Linked DNA regions of Homo sapiens: regions 2, 3 and 4 are each linked to region 1. A link is a contact called in ENCODE Hi-C or POLR2A ChIA-PET data. All regions are on one chromosome and are shown on one strand. The core of a region is the stretch at or near the end of the contact, and the rest is flanking DNA. Distances in the headings are between cores, read along the strand shown. Region 1 holds the start of SUB1 (SUB1 regulator of transcription). Region 2 holds the start of NIPBL (NIPBL cohesin loading factor). Region 3 holds the start of NADK2 (NAD kinase 2, mitochondrial). Region 4 overlaps CAPSL (calcyphosine like).

Evidence for each region. Hi-C counts contacts between places; a loop is a spot of excess contacts on that map. ChIA-PET counts read pairs that join two places held with the same protein, here RNA polymerase II (POLR2A). Pooled maps may share reads with other maps.
Region 2: a map of CD8-positive, alpha-beta T cell shows a loop between it and region 1 (7-fold over the local background). The contact joins the promoter of NIPBL here to the promoter of SUB1 in region 1. A Hi-C loop is called at or near these places in 5 of 168 maps with a recorded cell type or tissue (B cell, CD4-positive, alpha-beta memory T cell, CD8-positive, alpha-beta T cell and 1 more), 1 of 37 single-sample maps with no recorded cell type and 12 of 50 pooled maps. POLR2A ChIA-PET finds 5 or more read pairs at or near these places in 1 of 52 experiments (T-cell).
Region 3: a map of CD8-positive, alpha-beta T cell shows a loop between it and region 1 (15-fold over the local background). The contact joins the promoter of NADK2 here to the promoter of SUB1 in region 1. A Hi-C loop is called at or near these places in 3 of 168 maps with a recorded cell type or tissue (CD8-positive, alpha-beta T cell and naive thymus-derived CD4-positive, alpha-beta T cell) and 10 of 50 pooled maps.
Region 4: a loop to region 1 is called in a map with no recorded cell type, with 11 times the contacts of the local background. The contact joins the enhancer-like site here to the promoter of SUB1 in region 1. A Hi-C loop is called at or near these places in 3 of 37 single-sample maps with no recorded cell type and 2 of 50 pooled maps. POLR2A ChIA-PET finds 5 or more read pairs at or near these places in 1 of 52 experiments (OCI-LY7).

What each region holds. Positions count from the first base shown.
Region 1 is chr5:32,582,886-32,588,475 of GRCh38, forward strand. SUB1 (SUB1 regulator of transcription) reads left to right here and starts at 2,672. Exons shown (of 5, transcript NM_006713.4): 1 at 2,672-2,740. RefSeq lists silencers at 2,846-2,945, 2,986-3,255.
Region 2 is chr5:36,873,283-36,878,872 of GRCh38, forward strand. It overlaps NIPBL (NIPBL cohesin loading factor), which reads left to right and starts at 3,487. Exons shown (of 47, transcript NM_133433.4): 1 at 3,487-3,896. NIPBL-DT (NIPBL divergent transcript) reads right to left here and starts at 3,412. Exons shown (of 1, transcript NR_046262.1): 1 at 1-3,412. RefSeq lists an enhancer at 2,783-2,832 and silencers at 3,243-3,352, 3,993-4,112.
Region 3 is chr5:36,238,862-36,244,451 of GRCh38, forward strand. It overlaps NADK2 (NAD kinase 2, mitochondrial), which reads right to left and starts at 3,064. Exons shown (of 12, transcript NM_001085411.3): 1 at 2,638-3,064. The coding sequence starts at 2,937. It overlaps LOC124900962 (a long non-coding RNA gene), which reads left to right and starts at 3,041. Exons shown (of 3, transcript XR_007058733.1): 1 at 3,041-3,167. RefSeq lists enhancers at 1,969-2,038, 3,389-3,588 and a silencer at 2,129-3,148.
Region 4 is chr5:35,902,578-35,908,167 of GRCh38, forward strand. It overlaps CAPSL (calcyphosine like), which reads right to left. Exons shown (of 5, transcript NM_001042625.2): 5 at 1,711-2,069. The coding sequence ends at 1,968. Among named protein-coding and RNA genes, the nearest start is that of CAPSL, 33 kb to the right of the region's middle. RefSeq lists an enhancer at 2,018-2,117. Within about 2 kb of position 2,279, at least 2 of the 41 ENCODE cell types and tissues checked have a DNase peak (open chromatin) inside an H3K27ac peak, as active enhancers do; they include OCI-LY7, where a contact is called at or near this core.

The DNA of each region.
Region 1 (5,590 bases), core at 1,422-3,921:
GGAACTTCTTCCTGGCAGTCTCCTCCTCAAGCTCTGTCCCTTTCATAGTTTGTGAGCTATTTCCCTTCTCAGCCCTACTTCCCAGTCTACCTCCCTTTCTGGGACACCTACAGATTCTCCAAATTCAGCACATTCCTTTTTGTGCCACCCTCTTCTTCCAGACCAAGGCTTGGAGTGGAAAGTGGGAGTTCTTTCACTTTTAAAGATGCCCTCTAGGAATTTGCCTATAAAAGGAGCTATTCCCCACCCCACAATGTACAAATGCATGTGAATTACACCTCCTTCCCATTCTATTATTTGAAAGCAACTGCTGTCTTTTTTTTTTTTTTTTTGAGACGGAGTTTCGCTCTTGTTGCCTAGGCTGGAGTGCAATGGGTGTGATCTAGGCTCAGTGCAGCCTCAGCTCACTGCAACCTCTGCCTCCTGGGTTCAAGCGATTCTCCTTGCCTCAGTCTCCCGAGTAGCTGACATTACAGGTGCCCGCTACCACGCCCGGCTAATTTTTTGTATTTTTAGTAGAGACGGGGTTTCATCAGGTTTGCAGGCTGGTCTCAAACCCCTAACCTCAGGTGATCCACCCGCCTCAGCCTCCCAAAATGCTGGGATTACAGGCATAAGCCACCACGCCTGGCCCCTATTTTGTTTAAAATAAAAAAGTTTCCTTCCTCTTTCATCTATGTAAAAAATTATTTTTGTTTATTTTCTTGAGTTATGTTTACCTTTTAAAAATGGGCAACGCTTAGGATCAAGGATTTTCGATTAGTTTTACAAAGTACCACACCCAGGAAAATTGAGCCAACAAATTTGCATGCAAAGTTTCAGGTCTCCCTACTTCTAAAAATGCATACCTCCTTAACAGCTCTCCACCTCCGACGCTTAGAGAACCGAAACCCAAACCTACAGCAGGCACACTGCCCAGGTTCCCTCAGTGACACAGAAACTGAATGAAAACTTGTTAAAGCAGGAAGGGTTGCAGATGGAGGGGATACCATATTAGTTTAAGTGTACGTGGTTTACCTTGAATATTAAGCATTTCTTTAGCTAGGTGTGGAGCTGCGCAGTGTCCCATGACAATGCATAATGTCAGTGTTTCTTTTCTTTTTTTTTTTGAGACGGAGTTTCACTCTGTCATCCAGGCTGGAGTGCAGTAGTACAATTTCAGCTCACTGCAACCTCCACTTCCCAGGTTCATATGATTCTCCTGTCTTACCCTCCTGAGTAGCTGGGCACACGCCACCACGCCCGCCTAATTTTTGTGTTTTTAGTAGAGACGGGGTTTCACCATATTTGTCAGGCTGGTCTCGAACTCCTGACCTCAGGCGATCCACCCGCCTCGGCCTCCCAAAGTGCTCGGATTACAGGGGTGAGCCACCGCGCCTGATGTCAGTGTTTATTTTCATGGCTTCTTTTATTTCATTATGATGGAGAGTTTCACAACAAACTAAGGGATTAGTTTGTATTTTTGTCAGCATTTAATCCTTTAAAAGTCAGGTAATTCTAGAAAGGGACGTGTGGGGGATGCTTTCACGTTTAGTGTTCAGACTTTGATTCCATCCGCTGTGTTCTTTGCGTCTCAACCCCATTACACATTCCGCTCCCAGCTTTAATGTTTGCAGGGAATATATAACTCTCTTCTCCTATAAGGGTGGGATGGGTGGGAACCACAGGTCTAACTGCTCCATATGTAGATCCAAACACTCCTCCCTTTCTGCAACCCACTGCCCTTCCTTAGCCTCTGTGGCATCTCCGATGTGCAATTCTGAGCTTCGACAGGATTCCATCCTCTACTTTGTAAAATCCCATACCATTCCTCTACCTGAGGCAGGAAAATAGGGTCTGGAGGGAGAGAACATAAGGACAATTCACGCTTCAGCTGTAACAGGAAATATCCTCTCCATAGGGCGTTAACTTTGGTTTCCTCGTCTATAAAATGGAGAGAACAGTCATTTCTGCTTTGGAACATGCTTGTTAGGATGAGTAATGTAAATTGCCTCCTGCAGCGTCTGACACGTAGTGGGTGCTTGATAAATCTTTGTTAATAGATATGCCTTTATATTGATTCTTAGCTGTAGGAAGTATTCATTCAAATACATATTCAAATAATCTTTTAGCTATATTCCTGCTTGTATATGGATTCCTCTTGCCTTCTGTGAACTCCCTTACATCTCCAGGACTTCAATACAGGAATAAGGAGTACTCCAAAGATTTCTTGCACTTTCTGGAATTAAACGCTGTGACTTTAGCTTCCTTCCTTTGGATTTTAGGAGGCAGAGGCATGTATTGAGGTGGGTGAAGTGGGGTAGGAAGACCATTTCTGGGAAAATGGGCCAGAGTATTGATCTTTTTCATTATGACCCCTTCGCTTCATTAGAGTAAACATTTATTGAACAAACGCAAAGCTTGGCGCTTGTCACTCATGTTTTATTGGCGTTTTCCTTTTTTTTAATTTTTTTTTAAGCTATCTCCTACAGGAAGGATATTAGCTCTTTCATTCTCTCAAGGGTCAGATGTAATCTTCCAACATCTGACTTTCGCGTCACCCATTTAGGAAGAGACGCGGTCCCTTTAAGGCCCTGGAAAGGGTCTAAGTGTTGGTTTCTGTGGGGAGGCCACGCCCCATCACGTGACCGCAGCCCCAGCGCGGCGGGGCCGGCGTCTCCTGGCTGCCGTCACTTCCGGTTCTCTGTCAGTCGCGAGCGAACGACCAAGAGGGTGTTCGACTGCTAGAGCCGAGCGAAGCGTGAGTGCGCGGGACCCCCTACCCCTACTCCTCGGGGCCCCCACCCTCCCAGCCGGGCCGTGAGCTGCCTTCGGCCCTCCACTCCTCTCGCCGGCAATGGCCGCGGGAAATGGCGGCTCTGCCTTACCTCCCCCTTCCCCTCGGCGTCCCCGGCCCCCTTCTCCGTTTCTGACTCCACGCCTGACGCGCTGTGGGCCCTTCCGCGGTAGACTCCTGTCCCCGGGGAGCCGAGTCGAGGCGGCGGGCGCTGCGGCCCGGGGCGGTAGATTGAGGGCGGCCGGGGAGTGAGGAGTCGCGGGGAGAGAGTCGCGGCGTCCCCGGGACAATGCGGCGGCGGCCTGCCTAGGTGGGGCGCGTGCGGTTACCTACTCTTCCCCCGCCCCTCGCCCTGAGCGGGGCGCTCTGGAGACTGGGAGAGCGGATGCGGGCGGGAGGGGGCCGGGGGAAGAACGGCTGATGTGCAGGGGGAGGGAACGCTTCGAGAGAAGAAAATGGCGCTTGGTGCAAATCCCGCCCCTTCCCACGCCGTCTTCTCCGCACTTCGCCGCCTCCCACGCCCCCTCCGACCAACCTGTCTCCCCTCGCCCGAGCGGCTGCTAGCCACGGGGTTCTAGCGGCTTGCTGGGGCCGCGCGACCCCTTCCCTGGTCTTGTGCTTGTCACCTTCCTGTTATACCGAAGTCGTGTGCCCTTCAGTCCTGGTTCATTTTCACCTCGTTTTTTTCTGATCTTTCCCTCAATCAGCAAAGGCTGAAGATTTCGTTTCTCTTTTTAAAGTTGCGTTTTGTATAAATTCTACAATAGTGGTTTCAGTATCAGTTACTTGAATTACAAGCTGCTTCTCCCCCCACCCCCACATTGGAACAGGCTCATTAAGGTAAATATATATTTGTTAAAAGTTTAGAGGCTGGTTTTAGTTACCGTTACCTTTCTTCTCCAGTGGACTTCTTTGGGTTGAGTACCAGGTGGTTCTTTGAAAAATTCTTAGGCCCCCAGGCAGTTTTTGATAACAGACGGTAGTTATGATCGACAGTTTCAAAGTGAAAAATTATGTTCAATTTAATTACCTTTTTAAAAAATATCTTTTTGTCGTATTAATTAGCATAAAAAACTTAACTAAATTGATTTTAGAGATGAGGTTGCAAAATGGAGCAGAAACAGGAAAAACGGATAAAACGTGGTCATGAACATTGCTTTTCCCTTCTGAATTTACCCTTGAAGACATTACCAGTTAAAATCAGATTGAGCTTTTTGAATTTAATGGCTAGGATTGGGGTGGCCCACTTCTTTTTCCTTGACCTCCTATTTTGGAACATATGCAATGTCAGTGCTAATGCAAGTTTCATCTAGAGAGCTAGATTATTTATGATTTTTTTTTAAGGAGGAATTTTAAGTCTTTTTTTCTTGTATTAAACAAATACAGTGTGTGATGTGTTTATTAGGCCCTTTAACGCATACAGAAATTAGCTAATTTATGCCTAGTGTTCCATTATTGGAACGCTAAGCATGTGGGAGTTATTTATGTGCTACTGCTCAAGATCATCGCCAAGGTCTGCTTGCATAAATTCAAAAAATTGCAACCTCTGGCATAAATGGGTTAATAGGACCTAATCTCTTCTGAGATGGGGAGAGCAAAAGATATTTTGATAATCAGCGTTTTATGACCTGGTGTTATAAGTGCCTTGAATAGAGGTATCCACGTATCTTGGAATTCCTTGAAATTTGGGGCTTAGGCTTACTGATAGTTTGCTTTCTGCAAACTTGCACTCAGGCACTCAGTAAACACCCACTTGTAAGCAAGGCACTAAGTTATCTATGTCTCTGGGGGGACCTGGGAAGTTACCAGCATGGTAGGAATTTGCGGGAAGGTTTTGCACCTCCCATAAATAGGTTTTGCACCTCCCATAAATAGGTTCTTCAAATTTTAATTATGTTCCAGAGTAGAAAAATCTGTGTAAAATGTAATGAATTGCTGTGAATTGTGTAAGATTTTTTTTTTTTTTTGAGATGGAGTCTTGCTTTGTTGCCCAGGCCGGAGTGCAATGATGTGACCTTGTGTCACTGCAACCTCTGCCTCCGGTGTTGAAGCGATTCTCCTGCCTCAGTCTCCCGAATTGCTGGGACTACAGGTGTGCCACCGTGCCCTGTTAATTTTTGTATTTTTAGTGGAGATAGGGTTTCACCATGTTGGCCAGGCTGGTCTCGAACTCCTGACCTCAGGTGATCCGCCTGCTTTGGCCTCCTAAAGTTTTGGGATTACAGGCGTGAACCATCGTTCCCGGCCTGAATTGCGTATAATTTTGTGTACTCTTGAATTAGTACCTGTCGTTATTTTGGTGATACGGCCAAAAAGTCAAAATATGAATAAAATATTATGTAAAAATTAATTAGATGTCACATTTGCATAGTACAGCTAGTTCCCTGTTGTGTAAATGTTGGGGTCAGTTCCCCATAGTGAATAATTTTACGTTAGTTCCAATCTCGTTGATGAGAAGTCTAAAGCAGTAATAGTAGAATTACATTTCTTCTGGTTTTAATAGTAATTGTTGTCTGCTGCCTTCTTGCAGTTTACCCTACCCATAGTGTGTAATGCCATTAAAACGAAGTATAGAAAGATCCATTGGCCTGGAGAAAGGTTAGAGGTGTAGGAGTGTATGACATTTAGTTCATTGTTCTTACTGGGTTCAGCACATTGCACCCTGCGTGTTATTTGCAACTTAAAAGGGTATAGATTAAAACTTGTGCTCAGTGTAACAACTCAGTACCACAAAAATGGTAGAATGAACCGTGGAACTTGTCCTTGATTTTTTTCTTTGATTGGGGGAGAGCTAAGTTGAAAGTAGTAGAGTAC
Region 2 (5,590 bases), core at 2,237-4,736, 4.3 Mb after region 1:
AGATAAATATTCTTCAATAAAAATAACAATTCAAATTTTTCAGTTGTAGAAATTCCTGGTGATGACATTTGATACAAATAGTTTATCCCTGAAATCCATTTAAAATTTTTAATCAAATCTTCTGCAATTCATTGATCAAGAATACATACGAGACTATCCAGGGATATTTCTAGCAAAGAAAACTGAGTCATGCAACTCAGTTCTTGAAGCAAGGAGGCAATTTAAAGTCAGAATAAAGGTTTACTGGGCTATCCTCAATGGACAAGTGGAGGATGTAAGTCACCTGATTTGGAACATAAAAGACTTAAAAATGTAAGAGCAAAACAAATGGATGGTATTGGGAAAAATAATTATTAAGAAAAAAAAACCCAAGACAATGAAATGAAGAAAACACTAATATTAGATTAACAGATTCTATGTAAGATCTCAACTTGGATACTTAAATTTATGCAAGCAAAATACCATTTGATTTAATAGAGAAATACTGTGATATGAATTGAAACAATTTCTTTGATTCTATAACCTGGAAAAAAAATGGTATAAACTATATACAAGTTAAAACCCTCAAAGGCAGTGTTGTTTTCATTCACTGCCATGCATGAGATGTCTAGCATAAAGCTAATTAGCGCCTAATAAGTCCTCAATAAGGGAAGAAACTAAAAAAACTTAAAAATTTTAAATTAAATGACACAATAATGCCAAGACTTTCCAAAGCAGATTGACTGTAGCAGCTGCAGTTACCTGGACATGCAAAATTACTAGTTTACCAGTAACATTTAAGAAAGCAGACAAGAAGATAATTGTGCTTCTATTAGCGAATTGAAATAATGGTATTTTGAAACTGAGTGAAAAACACATTCTGAGTCATCTGTATTAACTTAAAGCTGTTCTGAAGATTAATGGGAAAAATAATAATGAATAGACGATTGGATTTACTAAACAATGTTTGATTAATTGTATTAATGGTTATAAAATACCTATCAAGGCTGTCTTTTCTTGTCCAAAAATTCAATACATGAAATATGAAAATTTGTAATACCATAGCCAAAGCCTTATTGCATAGCTTCTAGCTTACTGATATATTTACTTATTTTAATTTAAAAAGCCTGTTTTTCCAGCCACTAGGAAATAAGATTTCTCACGTTTTATAGTACTCAAAAATCATGATTAAGTATATCTAATGCTAACCTAAGTGTAAGCAAACAGCAAACTAAATGGTGAATTAAAATATCCACACCAAGCCTGACCTCAGCTTTCATTGAACCTTTTCTTCAGAAGAAAACTAAAAATAAATTTCACTAGCATTTGCTTTGCTTGACAGCATAATTGAGTAGCAACCAAAGTAGCCACATGTGGTCCTTTATGTAAGGCCTTCTAGCCTCAGAAACACACACCTTTTGAATTAGCGTGCCTGGTACCCATTTGTGCCCAATAAATACTTGCTGAATGAACTTTTCCAATAGTGCTGGATTTGCTCTGAGCCAACCAAATTCTCACTTTTAATGTATTTTGAAAGACAGAGGACGACAAGATGAAGAATGCAGTTTGAGACTCAGAAGAGCAAACATAATCGGCCCAGTATGGATATGATCATTTGATGCACTGTCCTCGGGCATGCTCATTTACAGAAGCCTAAAAACAAATTTTATCCCTCATTTGTGGGTTTCTGGTGTTGTGGAGGGCTTTCCAATGTTTAGAAGCAATATATTTTTATAGAATTCTGTAATAAACGTGTTTTAAATCTTTTATAAAGCTCTCTGTAGCATATAAGTACATATTAAAGACAGAAATGGGGGAGCATCAAGGCCCTTATAATCGCATTCATTCCTTAACCACATACTACGCATCTACTGTGTGGCATTCTAGGCGGGGGCCGTAACACCAGTGCAGAAAAACACAACCTCTTGTCCTCTTAGAGCTTACATTGCACTGGGGAAGGAGAGATAAGAAGATAAACAAGTATGGATATGTAGACTGTCCAAAGGATAAAATGAGAAGGGGGCTAGGGAACTTTCAGTTTAAAAGTAGCCGCGGAAGCACCGAGTGACACGAGCAAAATCCTGAAGGTGAAGGAGCAAGCCCTGTGGACGACGCTCAGGGAAGAGTCCTACTCGCAAGGATGCCAGGGCAGGCCCGCCCCCACCCTCAACGGCGCGCGGGGACTTCTGCCGCAGTCAAGGCTTTGGCTCACTCCCCTCAAGACGGGAAGCCATTCGCAGGGCCTAGAGAAAAGGAGTGACAGGATCTTGGCCCCCTGAGTGGCCTGAGGCAAAAGGAATAATCTAAGCAAGTTTTCCTACTTACTTTTAGCGCACTGGTACACACACAAATACACAATACAATTCATATAACACGAATTTCGTCCCGGTTGAGTAAAATTCCGCTTACCTACTGCACTTTTTACCGAAAATAGCCCCTTTTTAATTTACACAAACTTAATAGAGAACGGTGGAACAATGGTTACTTCTTGTTTTACAATTTAAAAACTACAACAACCATAGTACTGTACGTATAATCACATATTGTATTCCAGCCTTGTCCAGCGCCTCAGTTTTCCGAACCTAAAGAGGAAAACGATGTTTGAAATCAGCTGGCCGCAGGCCCGCGGGTCGCCCGCAGTCACCGGTGGCTGAGTCGGGGCCGGCGGTTCTCCCCGCGCGCTCGGCTCCACCCACACCTAGAGGGGGGCGCCCGGGCAGCCGCGGGCGAGCTTCTCGCTCGCGCAGCGTCGCCTACAGGCCTTTATCCTGACCGTTAGAGAAGAACCCAAACCTCTGCCGACAAAAAGCAAAAGCAGCGGAGACCGCGTATTTCCAGAAATAAACGCATCATCACAAACACGATTCCAATTCAATCCAGCCGACAGTCGTCTTCACCTCCAAAGGTTGCGTTCTTATTCGCAGAAATAACACGCAGTCGGGCGTAAGGTCCCGGCTCTCAAAAGGCAAGGTGTACGATCCATCCATCCACCCGGCTGCAGGGACACCATTTAAAACGGGCATCATCGCCATCGAATCGCGGGCGTCCTCTGTGGGGCCGCCCGGAGATCGGCTCCCTAAAGCTAACGACGACCTGGGACAGCCAGCGCGGCCTCCAGCCGCCGCCGTCGGCGACCTGAGAGCCCGTCCGGGCCTGAGTGCCCCCCACGCTCACGACCACCACCGAACTCGGGCCCCGCTCCTGTCGGCCTCCAGGAAAATAAAGACAGAGGAGAGCCGGCCCGCCTGTGTCGCAGGGCAAACGTCGCTCTGAAGCATCGACAATACTGGCAACATCCACAGCCGCCCTGAGGGGACGGGCGTAGAGGAGAGCTGCCGCCTCCCGGCTGCTGGGCCCGGGTGCCGCGCGGCGCGGCCGAGGACGCGAGCCCAAGTGGCGGCAGCGGCGGCTGCGGCGGTGGCGGAAGTGGAGTGGGGAAGAGGGGGTGGTTGTTAGTGTTTGGCGCCGGCGGAGGGAGTCATTCCTGCAGCTGCACTTCCGGTCGGCATTTTGTTCTGAGAGGGAGAGACGGAACGAGAGAGAGACACACACAGGGCTCCTTCCCCCCGCCCTCCCCCCCCTCCCTCCGTCGGTACCGACTCACCCGACACCACCAAGCCGCAGGGAGGGACGCCCCCGCCGACAGGAGAATTGGTTCCCGGGCCCGCGGCGATGCCCCCCCGGTAGCTCGGGCCCGTGGTCGGGTGTTTGTGAGTGTTTCTATGTGGGAGAAGGAGGAGGAGGAGGAAGAAGAAGCAACGATTTGTCTTCTCGGCTGGTCTCCCCCCGGCTCTACATGTTCCCCGCACTGAGGAGACGGAAGAGGAGCCGTAGCCACCCCCCCTCCCGGCCCGGATTATAGTCTCTCGCCACAGCGGCCTCGGCCTCCCCTTGGATTCAGACGCCGATTCGCCCAGGTAAATTCCTGCTCTTTATTTCGGCGGCGGCGGCGGCGGCGCCGGCGCCAGGTCCTCAGCGTCTCTCCTCCTCGCTCCCCTCCCCGCCGTTTCCTTAGCGGCCCCAGGTCTCTTCCACAGGCGAGTCTAGAGTTCGCTCCTCTCTGGTGGCAGCCGCCTTGGGTAGCGGTGGTTTTGTACCCTCTCCCGGCCGGCTCCGGTGGCGGGGACTGGGCTCCTGCTGGGCGGCCGGGGAGGCGTAGGCCCGGCGGAGAGTGCAGGCCGCGGGCCAGCGGAATCTACTTGAGCTCGGGGATTAGGAGAGCTCCGGGCTGAGCGGAGCGACTGCTGGTCGGTGACAGGCCTCGCCCGGGAGTGGAGCCGTAGCTAGTGGGGAGGCGGAAACAATACAACTAACAGCAAATGTGCCCTGATCGTCCCCATATTTACAACTTTCCCGGTCCGGGAGTGGGGAACGTCCCAGTGAAACAAACAACCTCCCTTCTTCCCCCTGTGACCCCATGAAGGGAGGAAGTAGTTTCAGTTAGTGAGACAAACGTAAATACTCAGACGCGGATCCAGTGGTAATTCTTTCTCTTTCTAAAACTTGTTTGGACGTTGGAAAGTTCATAAAGACTCATTTTCTTTTTTAAAGAATTAAATCGTCCACATGAATATTTAATACAGAAAAACATACTGTGGTAGACACTGCACATCTCCCCCTCCCCAAGAGCTTTTATCTTGTTGTTTTGACAGTGTGTTGTTGCACATGGACTTTTTATTCAAAGACAAGTATAAAGTACTTGACAGGTTTACTCTGCCACTTTCTATTTGTATGCGTTATGTAAGGGCAGTTTTAAGCGACTATACGTAAAACACTCAGGTACTTCCTGACCAAAACGTGTAGGAGCATACAAAGAATTTTAAGTGTTCTGAGAATTGTGCTGAGATACGGGTAAAACCACTTTTCTTTTCTTTTTCCAAAAAAGAAATTAAGTTATACTTAAAATCCTTGGGAGGTTAAAAAATTGTAGAAGGTGCCATCCTTTTATGTCAGGGCAGTTCTTCTTGAGGTCCCAGGATTGTCATTGGCTGTTTGTGCCATGATGTTTGACTGTGTAATGAGAGAGGTGTCATTTTAATAGGTTAAATGTATCTGTAAATGCTGGAGAAAAATATCAGTTCTAACTTGACAAGTTCTAGTTCATGAGTAAGTTAAGTGTTTCGAGCTTGTTTATGGAGGCGTTCATAATGTAGGTTGGTATAAGGGGGAAACACCAATTTAAAATTCCTCAGTCAGGCAAATTGCTAGAAAAGTGTACCTGGGTTACACGTTTTGATATTTTGTTTCATATTCGCTGAAGGAAAACTTTCATTGGTTAAAATGAAGCAGCACTGCTCAGCGAAATCCCTTGTTTTACTAGTGTTTGTTACATTGGTTCATATTTTTTGTGTCATTAAATTATTGTCACTGTAGAATAAGTTATTTTGTGGAGGTTATTTTTGAGTTTAGCGTCCTGATTACAATAAATTGTTTCACATTTCCTGCAAACGTACGGATAAATGTTTAAAAGAATGAAGTTAATATAGCTGTCACGTACTAGGCATGTTTTTAATGCTATAAATCCGTGTAGTAGTCAGTAGCGTGTCCGTGATTTGTATTGGTCAGGGAGCAGTTTGAATTTTAAAAAGCCTGAAGCTCCTGCTGAGCCCCA
Region 3 (5,590 bases), core at 1,814-4,313, 3.7 Mb after region 1:
TAGCTTGAAGGTTGTAAACCTATTCTGTGCATGCCTTATCAACTAAAAAATATTTCCTGTAATTGTTTACATTTCTACAAAGTTAGAAAATCATCAGCCTTCAGGGTATAAAATTATACTGGCACTCTATCCTTCATCTTCCATTTGCATTTTAACAAATAGCCTAAAACAGACCTGTTTTACATCAAAAAACCACCACCACGACAACAAAAGAGAATGCTTTGACAAAAAACCAAGTTACCATGACACTATAGACACAGCAGCCATGGTGAGACTCAAGCACTTGGCCACTTTCTTTTATATCCATCCAATTCACATGATTCACATAACTTAGTATTTTCTACCCCAGCAATATAACAAATAATACTTATCATCTTATCACTCCTATTACAGAATCCCATTTTAGGACAGCTTCACACAGCCCAGTATTCTTTGGCCTGTTAATAATCTCTCATCTGGTCTACAACTAATGCTATTGCATTCTGAGTATGGGCCTTTATATAAACTATAACACAAATTCAAATCAGTAAGGAACTTATCCAATAAAACTGTAATGACAACACCACCAACAAAAACTATTCCACTGCCTGGCAATTACAAAACTGTGTATTCTACAGCCCACGAGTTTTACTTCAAAGCTGGCTTATCCCAAACAGCATTACCTAGCAATAGACAAATATTTACCTATTAGAGATTTCTCCACTCAGAACGGGTACACTTAGGTAGTTTGACTTTTTAAGACTTATTGATTTTCCCTACATTTTAAAAGTTTTTTTATTAAGTGGTAATCTAGTTCAGAGGTCCAAGAGTTAATCCTAACTGAGATGCCACCCATTTTCTTGAGGCCTTGAAAACGTTATCCACAGTTTCAAAATGCCAGTACTGTAAAGGGCCTTGGAGGCTATCTGGTACTACCTCTGCAATTCACATACTGAATTAGGTGAAGCACTTTGAAAACTGACACTACTATACAAAAAGTATCATTTCCACCTATGAGGCCCAGAGAAGAACACACATAGGAAGTTAACCACACAGAACCAGGGCCTAGAACTGAGCTCTTCACTCTTAATCCCACACTCTGAACATGCCAAGTGAGCTATTTTAAATTGTTGTGGGAAGCTTCGATAAAACTGTATGCACATATTTATGCATACATGGCATTTGACAAATCCTACAAGCTAGACTTTGCAAAATTAGTACAACCCAAAGGGCACACCACTTTCCCCAAATAGTAACACTGTGCTTTCTTAGAACATTACTAGTCCCTATCTCACCTCTAGTTTCACTCCCTAATACAAACTCAACTACTCTAACCTCCTGTTCAAACCCTTTATTCTTTAAATGATGCAAGTGTATTCTATAAACAGTCATTTTCAAACACTTAGGAAAAAGAAAACAAATCTACACATCTAGACTCCCATCAGGTGAATGCAGGAGCCCTCTTCAGTAAACCCAACAAAGAAGCAGGATGTTTAATGTTGACAACAGATTCAGCACTTAAGCAAAGATGATTTACAATTTCATTTTGATGCCTCTACAAAATAACTTCGCTAAGATCACACGATACCAGAAGTTTCCAACAGGTTGTCTAGTCTTGCACAGAATTAAACTAAATCAGTTATGTGCAATTAATTCCAAAACCTTTTGGTGCACAGTGCCAACAATTAAGAGATTTCCAATATATTTTTCTGGACATACTGCTCATGGTAGCACCGGGCACTCTCCTTTTCCTAAAGTTGGTGGATGGTGGTATGGGATCAGAAACTGTTTTTAAAGTTGGTGGGGGGGGATGACAACAGGAAGATTCAAACTCTGGTTTTTCCCTTGGATTTGTATCTTTGCAGATATATTAATAAACATATCAAATATGGTATATTGTGGAGATACTGCTGCACAAGAGTCGCAGGCTTTTTTATTTCACACACTACCCAGTATACCAGCCCCTTGTCCTGACATTTCTCCTTAATAACGTACATATACAAGTCAAATTTTCTCCCTTTTCCTTCTTAGCACCAAAGACCTGTGCTTTTAAAACAAGCTCGTAGTGTCCAACGACCACGTTCCAGCAAGGAAAAGGCTCACGCTGAAGGACTTTCCGGAGTGCCCTAGGCCTCGCAGTCCTGCAGAGTAAAAGGGGGTGTGTCCGCGGTTGTTTCGGCCCTTTTCCCCCGGCAGCCCTCAGCGGCGCCCTGGGCCCCCTTTCTCGCGGCGGCCAGGGGAGCTGTTCGCAGGGCGTCCAGACCTCAGGCCACTGGCTCACTTTCTTGGAGTGGGTCCCAACCAGGGAACGAGGGCGGGGGCGGCGAGGGCACCAACGAATCCTCAAACCCCTCACTCTGAGGCCACTCGGCAGCCCCTCTTCGCCCTCCCCGCGGCGCCCCTGCCTCCTAAGTCCCTGCATGAACCACTGTCCCTCTCTCTCCCCCTCTCCCCGGCCCTGCCTCTCCCTCGCACACACGCCCAAAGGCAAAGGAGGCCCAGGGAGAAGCCAGAGGACCTGGGGGCCGCGAGAGAGGCAGGACCGGCATCTGCGGTGCCCTGGGAAGAGTCGTCCCGAGAGGTCCCCCCGAGGGGGCGCAGCCGCCACCAGAGCCCCGGCCGAGCCCGGGAGCGAAGCGGGGCCGAGCCAGGACCCACCAGCTGCTTCAGGTCCTCCTCCGAGAGCTCCGCGTAACGGTACCGCTGCTGCTCGAACTCGTACCGGGTGGTTTTGGCCACCACCACCACCCGGGAGGGGCGGAAGCCGCCGTCCGCGCGGCTGCCACAGCCCGCCAGCTCGCGCGGCTGCCCCTGCCCCAGGTGCCGCCGGCCGCCACCGTCACCGCCCAGCCGGGGCCGCGCGGCGGGGCCTCCCGCACCCGGTCCCCGCAGCGCCGCCGCCCGGCCGCCCGCCACGCGACAACAGCTGCCCAGCAAGAAGCCTCGGTAGCAAGTCATCGTGGGCCGGGCCGCGGCCGCGGGCTTGGGCTCGGGCCCCTTGCCTCAGCTCCCTACCGCCGGGAGTGCGCGCCGTCCGCGCCGCCCGGGCCTCTAACTTCGCGCCGGACGGGCAGAGGTTAAGTGCCAGGACGTGCGTGGCCCACGCGGCTAGGGGGACGTACCCAGGCGTTGACGAAGGCGGGGAAAGCGTGGCGATTGGGAAACGGGAGACCCCACGCGGGAGAAAGGTGGGCGGGGAAGAAATGGAGGCCCCAGCTAGTGGGTTTTGTTTGTTTGTTTATTCGTTTCACTCACGCCTGCATAATGGCTGCTTCGCCGCCCGGGGGCGACCTCCCCGCACCACACGCTTCCCCGAGGTCGCTCTTCTCCCGCCCCCAGGCTAACTCTATCGGCCAATCAGAGCCCGCGGCGGCTCCGGATCCGAGGGGCCGCGCCATTGGCTGCGGCCTGAGAAAGAGGTAGAATTCTGTTAGGCGATTGCGTCGCCCTGAGGAATCCAGCTGGATCCGGTCTGAGGCGGCGCGGGGCCAGCGGGTGGGGTTTTGAGCGGCTGGCGGGAAGGCAGGTTCCTGGCATATGCTCGCTTGGGTTCTGTTCTGCAGGCCGACCACGTGCCCATTGGTTTATTTGACCAGGGTCGGTGTGATAGCTGGTGTGTCTGGGGCCGGGCTGGGGGCTGAGGAGGCGGACCCGGCTCCTGCTGCACCGTGTGCGTGGCTTGGCACGAAATCCTCTCGGCGTGGGACCCAGTGCCCGCCCCGCTGCCCCCTGCCCCCCCGAAGAGCCCTACCTATAGGACAAAGTCCAAATGAATTAGTTCTTTGAAAGCTTTTAACTGGAAAGGAGTGAGTTAAAGCAATGTTTGATGACTATTGATCTGGCTTTGGAATCTTGGGTAGCTTGGGAGGCAAGAAGAGGAGGAAGGGATGCTGTTGGGATAATGACCCGTGGAGTGATCAGGACCTGGGCTGGGGTGTGACGAGAACAGAAGGAAACGTCCCATTGTAAGGGGAGAACCACATGGCAGTGCACATCCTGCTGTTCAATTCCGCAGCTCCTTAGATCCCCTTCCCCTGGCACTGTGTTTGCTCCTTTGTAGTCCTGGCGCTACGTCGCTTCTGGACTTTGGGCAGGTTACCTCATCTTTCTGGGCCTCAGATTCCTCATCTGTAAAAAGGGGGTTAGGGTGACCCCAAGGTTCTACCAAGTCCAAATCGATTCAGTGAATCTATGACTCTCCTCACGGGCCCACCAGCACCAGCGTTCATTCGTGGGTTCCCGCGGTGTGCCTGCTGTGTGCCAGGTAGTGTATTGGACTGGGAGCATACACAATGAAGCCCGATAGGTGTTTACTTGGTAAAGTTCTACCACTGACCCGTTCTCACCAAGAACTTTCCCTCACAGCAGCTGCTAATAGTGACGTGTAGTGTAACAACCTTAATAACCTGAGCTTCTAGAGGTAACATCTATAACTATCCTCAGACTCCTTTGTAGTCTTACTATTTTAAACTTCATTAGCATTAGGAAGGAAAAAAAAAAGGGAGAAATCACAGATGACGCTTAGGTTTGAGGCCAGGGTGAACAGGGGAATGTTAATTGATCCATTCGATAGAGAAAAAAAAATGCGTAGGGAGAAACTGTTTGGGATCAAAGTCTGAGTTTTGTTGCTCATATTTGAAATCTCGGACCTCATTTCTTCCCATTTCACAGATAAAAACCCAGATTTTTGACTCTCATTTCAGCTGCAAACATATACATTGACATCTCAGTTGGAATAGCCCTTTGTCCATAGTTATTTTGCGTCTCATCTTCCACCTCCTCAAAAATAGTGTTTCTGAAGGCATCCTCTCACAGGTATCTTGAATTTTCCCTCCCAAATGAGTTTGCCTCTTCAGTATTTAAATATGCTCATGTCTATGACATCTTTAAAATTTTTCTAAAAAAACAAAACAACCTCTAAGCCTTTGTTTTTACATATTGCCTGCCTTACCTTTACAGCTGATTCTCGAAAGAGTAGTCTGTTCATCATTGCCACATCCCTGCCTCCTAGTCATTCCTCAACCTGTTGTACACTAGCTTCTCCCCACTACTTTGCTAATTACTGCTGTTTCCAAGGTGACCAAAAGATCTTGTTGGAACTCAAAAGACTTTTTTCAGTTCTTTAATTGATTGATCTTTCCAAAGAATTTGAAATGGTTATCATTTCTTCTTGAAATCTTTTACTGTCTCCCAACATACCAGTCCCTAACAGTGTTTCTCCCATCTCTATGTCCCTTTTTGACTTCTTCCTAAACCCATCTCCAAGATGTCTTCTGTCCTCGTCTCCTTGTCTCTTCTTCTCCGTCTTTTTTCCTTCTCTCTCTCTCTCTCTGTCACACACACACGCTCCTGAGTTCATTCAGTGTTGTGTAATGGAAGGATCTTGGTTCAAATCTCAGTTTTATTGTTTATTAGCTTTGTGAAACTTGAACTGGTTGTTTAACCTTCCTGAGACTACTTCTGCATTTATAAAATATAATTGCTACCTTGTAAAATTGTGAATATATGCACAGATGCTTAGCACTGTGCCCATTACACAGTAGACACTTGGCAAATATTAGCCCCTTTCATGACCTCAGCTATTACTGGCATCTTTAGCCCAGATCTTTCT
Region 4 (5,590 bases), core at 1,029-3,528, 3.3 Mb after region 1:
CAAGGCACAGGCTGCAAAAATATATGGATTTTTTTCTATACATTTCTTCACAATTTCTTCTGGTTTTCTACATAAGTCTACATATTTCTTCATAACACTTGGTATCTTTGGCCTAACCAACCTCTATATGAGCAGAGATAATAAATCCAATACAAAATCAAACTTGTGCAATTGTGCAATTAAGTAAAAAAACAAAAACAAAAACAAAACTAGTTTCTGGTAATACGGGGATACACCATCCTCAAGAAAAAGTTGAGCATCTCAACAAGTTACTTAATAACTACTATAATGCCTATGTAGCAGCACTGGTTTTCACATGTTTTAAATTAATACATATCCGAATCTCAACTTCCAAGCGTATGAAATAAAACCTAAACAGTGAATTGATACAAAATATGGCAAGTGTGTTCAATCCCTAAATCCAGAGCCAATTAAGTATATAAGATCTTAAAGAAGACTATTAACCCAATCCTGTCTGCAAACTGGGGGATGAGTGCAGCTAAGGACAGAGTCAAAAGGAGGTATTTCACCCAGCAGCAAGGTGGGTGGGCATTGTCTCCAGCACCATAACCAGAGGCTGGTCACTGTGCTTTTATCTCTGGCCCTAGATACAGAAGACACAGAAGGAGAGCTGTAGTTTTCTTATCTATTTTCCAGCCTCTGGGCTATCTTTGCTTCTAGTAGCCTTTCATGGGCAGAGTCCTACACATCAACGATATGAAGCCAAAGCTTAGTGCTGGGAGGAGGAGGTGTTAAGCCATGAAGCATCAAGATGGAAAACCTGCTTTGGAATATTATTGAAATCCTAGTCCGTGTCACACCCAACCTCCTTGTGCTGGTGGGAATTTTTGTTTGTTTGTTTGTTTGTTTGAGACAGAGTCTTGCTCTAGGCTGGAGTGCAGTGCAGTGGCATGATCTGAGCTCATTGCAGCCTCTGCCTCCCGGGTTCAAGCAATTCTCATGTCTCAGCCTCTGGAGTAGCTGAGATTACAGGCATGTGCCACCATGCCCAGCTAATTTTTTTATTTTTAGTAGAGACAGGGTTTTCACCATGTTGGACAGGCTGGCCTTGAACTCCTGACCTCAGGTGATCCACCCACCTCAGCCTCCCAAAGTACTGGGATTGCAGGCGTGAGCCACTGCACCCAGCCCTTGCTGGTGGGAATTTCAACACAATTGGCAGAAAGCAGAGAGGGGAGAGATAAACATTCCACCAGGTGAAGGCTTTCTGGAATAGCCTGCCCACACACAGCGCAAGATGTCCCAGATAAAATCTGAGCGCCCAGCCCAGTTTCAAAACTTCAGCCACAGGAGTACCATGAACAGGCGTGGATCTACTGCTCAAAGAAATAGCCTCCTCACTCACACCAGTCTTTAAAATGACTATTAAATAAATCATTTTGAATCTATTTGTCAAACTGCGGCTTCCCTAAACCCTAAGCAGTGAAACTCAAGATTTGCTTGTAGAAATTGAGGCTAACACGTGGTCTTCTTCTGGTCCCCAAATGAGACTGAAACACTTAAAGACTTACAATCAGTCATAAAAAGAGATATATTATCATCTCACCTAGAAAAGGATCATCTAAAAGGAGGTGAAGAAAAACTATGGGTGCATGGGTGAGGGTTTTAATTAAAATACTCAAGCTTTCATTAATGGCCAAGGGATAAAACCTAAAGTTGATTAGACACCTGCATGTATCAGCACAGCACTAGGAGCTTTACAGAGCTCATTTTATTTAAGTCCTATTTTAGAACAAAGGAAACAGTCTTAGGCAAGGCAAACTCACAGTTGGCTACTCAATGTCTTTTATTTCTGCCTGTTTTTTGGCCCCAGAAAATGCAATATTTTGACACAGAAAAAAACATTAGGATGAGTGTGAAATCAAATACGATTCTGGTTTTTGAGCTGACATTTAGTCATTTGGAGCCACATGGCTGTCCCAGGGCCTGGTCCCCAGGTCATGTGCTTAAAGCTTCCAGGCGGTTCTCATCATGATGATGAAGTACACATCAGTGTCAATGGATGCGCTCACACCTGCATAGTAGTTCATGAACTCCTCAGGGGTCACCTGCAGTGGAAAAGTTAGAAACAAAAACGAAACTTTGCTTCTCACTCTGTCAATGGGCGCCCACCTTGTGCACCTGTAAATAGAAGGGAAATAGAGGATTTCTTTGTGTATGTGATCATGGCTGAGGAACTGATCTAAAACAAAAGAACAAGTGAAGCTGAGGATGGTGTGAGAACAGCACCTAGGAAGAGAGAAAGAAAGTCTTGAAAGTTTCTAAGCCAACCTAAATGGAAAGTGACGCATAGGTTGTCATCTTTTGTCTAAGGGTGGGAGCCCGTCGGTTCAGGTAAGGGAGACTGAAACTCAGAGTAAGAAGGAAGTGCTCTGCAACTGTAGTTATTTCTGTCTTTCTGTGACACGTCAGAAACAACATGTCATGTCCTTGTGTCAGGGTAAGTGATGTTTTCCCTTTCCAAAAATGGAGTTCTCTCCTGTGGGTGAAGAAACAGATTTCTAGTTAAACGCTCCCGGGTTGCATGCTTTTCTAACACATAAATAACTCATTCAAGGCCCAGGGTGAATAAAAAGCTTACCCCTGCTTCATGCCTCCCACCCATCCTGGCTTCTCTCCACTCTACACCCATGACCATCTCTTTGAAATATTGACTAATGTGTTTATCTGTGTGGGGATTTTATATTACTTTCCTTTGGGGAAGGAGAAAAGACAGTTATTAGTCTTATTTTTAACAGGTCTAGATAATATGTACACTCTAATTTAATCATGTTGGTTGACATGATCGGTTGGGGACATACCTATGCCTTCCAAGAATCATAAGAGATGACTGACCCACTGGTCCTATTGAAATTATAAGTGACCAGAAAAGAAAAGTCACTGGATCCACAGTTGTCTTTCATACCACCCCTTCCCACTAAAAACATAAGGAAGGGCAGTAGAAAGAAAGGCATTTGAACTCAGCTCATAGTTGAACTGTAAATACACATCTACAATACATGCATAGAGCCTCTGTCAAAATTAGGATACCATTAGCATCCCCCTTTGTTGAACTTCTTTATTCCTCTCCTCCTTTGGATTCCTCAGCCTCTGCTTTTCAATTCCCTCATTAAGGGATTACATTAAGTTTCACACATCATTATTGCCCTCTTTCTATCTTTCTCATGTTGTGTGAGGTTCCAGGGAAATGTTTATCAGTGTGGGTCCACACCACCTGCATCAGGACAACCTGGGGTGTCTGTCATAAGCCTAGGCCCACAGGCTGTACCCCACACCTGCTAAATCAGAATCTCTGAAGCAGGTGGTTGTGGAATTTACTTCTTAAAAATCTAAACATCCCAGTTAATTGTTGTGCACACTACAGTAATTTAACTGGGAATATCAAAGATAATTAAGATAAAGTCTCAGTCCTCAAAAAGTTGCAGGCTGGTGAAATACTCCAACAAAGTAAGTGGATCATTTTACAGCAAATAGCAAGTAAACTAAAAGAGTTACCCACGAGACCCTGAGCCATTTTGACGGTGCACTTTACCATGACAGTTTGAGGAACATTTTTTACAGCTAATTATTTTTTAATTAAAAATTATCAAACTCCCGATATTTTTAGTTTGTTATTGTTTCTATTGTCTGTTTGTTGGCCAGGGATGACAGCCATTGAATGAGACTCCCTCCACATCCACTGTAATAATCCTATCCCTAGCTTTTCTCTCCCACAGAAGTTGAAAAACTCAAAACTCACTTTCCCAGACTCCTCTGCAGCTTCAGCTTGGGATGGCCAAGTAATAGAGTTCTCACCAATAAGATACAAAGGAAATTTGACATGAATTTCTAGGGAAGCCTTTGCTTTCCTGATGCAGGCTCCAGCCCTTTCTCGTTCCCTCCTTCTCCCTCCTTTGTCCTGCTGCCTGAAACTCAGATGTGCTGGCTGAAGTTAGGCAACCATCTTGAGATCATGAAGGAAAGGCCAGGAAAATCACAAAGACTTCAGCTCTGCTCTCTTTAAGCCACTCAAGTGAGAACATCAAGTAGAATAAAAAATAAAACCTAATTTGTGTATTCCAGTGTATAATAAGATTTCCTATTTCTTGCAATTGAAAGCAAACCCTAACTGAAACACCAATACATGATTGAGACTGGTATCGTCACCCATCCTTCCATCCCAAACTCCCCCAGTGGGATGGGGTGACCTGAGTTGAGTTGGCTCTGTTGGAGAATGGAGAAGGAATCCAAGATGGGCAAAAGATAAAGGAAGCATTAAACCTCACTTGGAAGTCAGATGACGTCAAGCCAGAGGTCAGAGCTAATGTATTTGATCATTTCAGAAAAAGCCATCAGTTACTCTTAGCTAGGTGTTTGCTTGTTTTCTGAGACTCAACTTATATTGGGAATGGCCTGAATCGCAAATTCTCTGATCTCCTGTAAATTTGCCCTCATCATAGTAAATTGTTGGTTAGCAATAATCACTATCCTTATTCATTTTATTTGACATTAGAAAAAAATGAGAGACTGGGCACTCCTACTTTTAGCAGGCCTCTTGACTAGGCTACCTTTATGTGACAAGATATATATCATATATACAAGGAAAGGTCCCAGATGGGGGTAATGGAAGTCACAATACAAGCCCTTTTTCTCAGCTCCAAATTCATCAGAAAAATCCTAAAACAAATCTAGGTTACTATTAATACATACACTCAGTAATATACCTAACATATTTTTAATTATTTAAAAATTTTTTATGAGATGGATGAGGCAATAGACTGATATTCCCTGAAGGTCTAAAGTCCTAAGAGGCTTTTTAAAAATATAGTGATGATAAAGTCATATATACACATGAAGAATTCAAAACTTAGATATTAAAGAATAAGAAGTAAATGTCTCACCAAATTGTGGTGGGGTTTAGTGATAGAAAAGGGGTAAGGAAAGTCTGTGTCACAGGTTATCTGATTGCTTCACACCTCCATCCAAATGGCTTCCGGCTGCTATGGGAGTCCAGTGAGGTATTAGTGCAAGATTTATGACATCAAATTCCGTGACTGCTGAAACTCCAGCAACCTTTATGGGTATTTGAGAGTTTAACCTAGATTATCAAGTTTGAACATTACCTTTAGCTAGGAGCTATGCTAAATTTTTTGCATTATTTTAAATTTTGTCTTATATGGGATGTTTTTAACCATAAATGAGCACACTGGCTTCAAGTACAGCTATGCTTCACCACAAGCAATCTTAATATGCAAAATAGTGCAATTTGCAAGAGGTAAATTTTAGAAGCTAATTATTCTTCTCATAAAAGAATTTACCATGGAGTTCCTCTACAACAACAATTTCTTGTGCATTTAAAATACAATTCAGTGTGCGAAAGTTTGAATTACACATCACTTTTCAGAAACACTTTTATTATGTCTATTAAATGAGATATCCCTGGTAAGCCCTTAGCAAATGCCCAGTTGATATGTGCTCAAAAAGTGTTGCCCAGATTCATTATTATGCTAAATGGGGTCATGTGTATATTATATTTAGTAATTTTAAAACAGTTATTTCTGAATCTTTTAGAGCTAAGGATCACAAATAC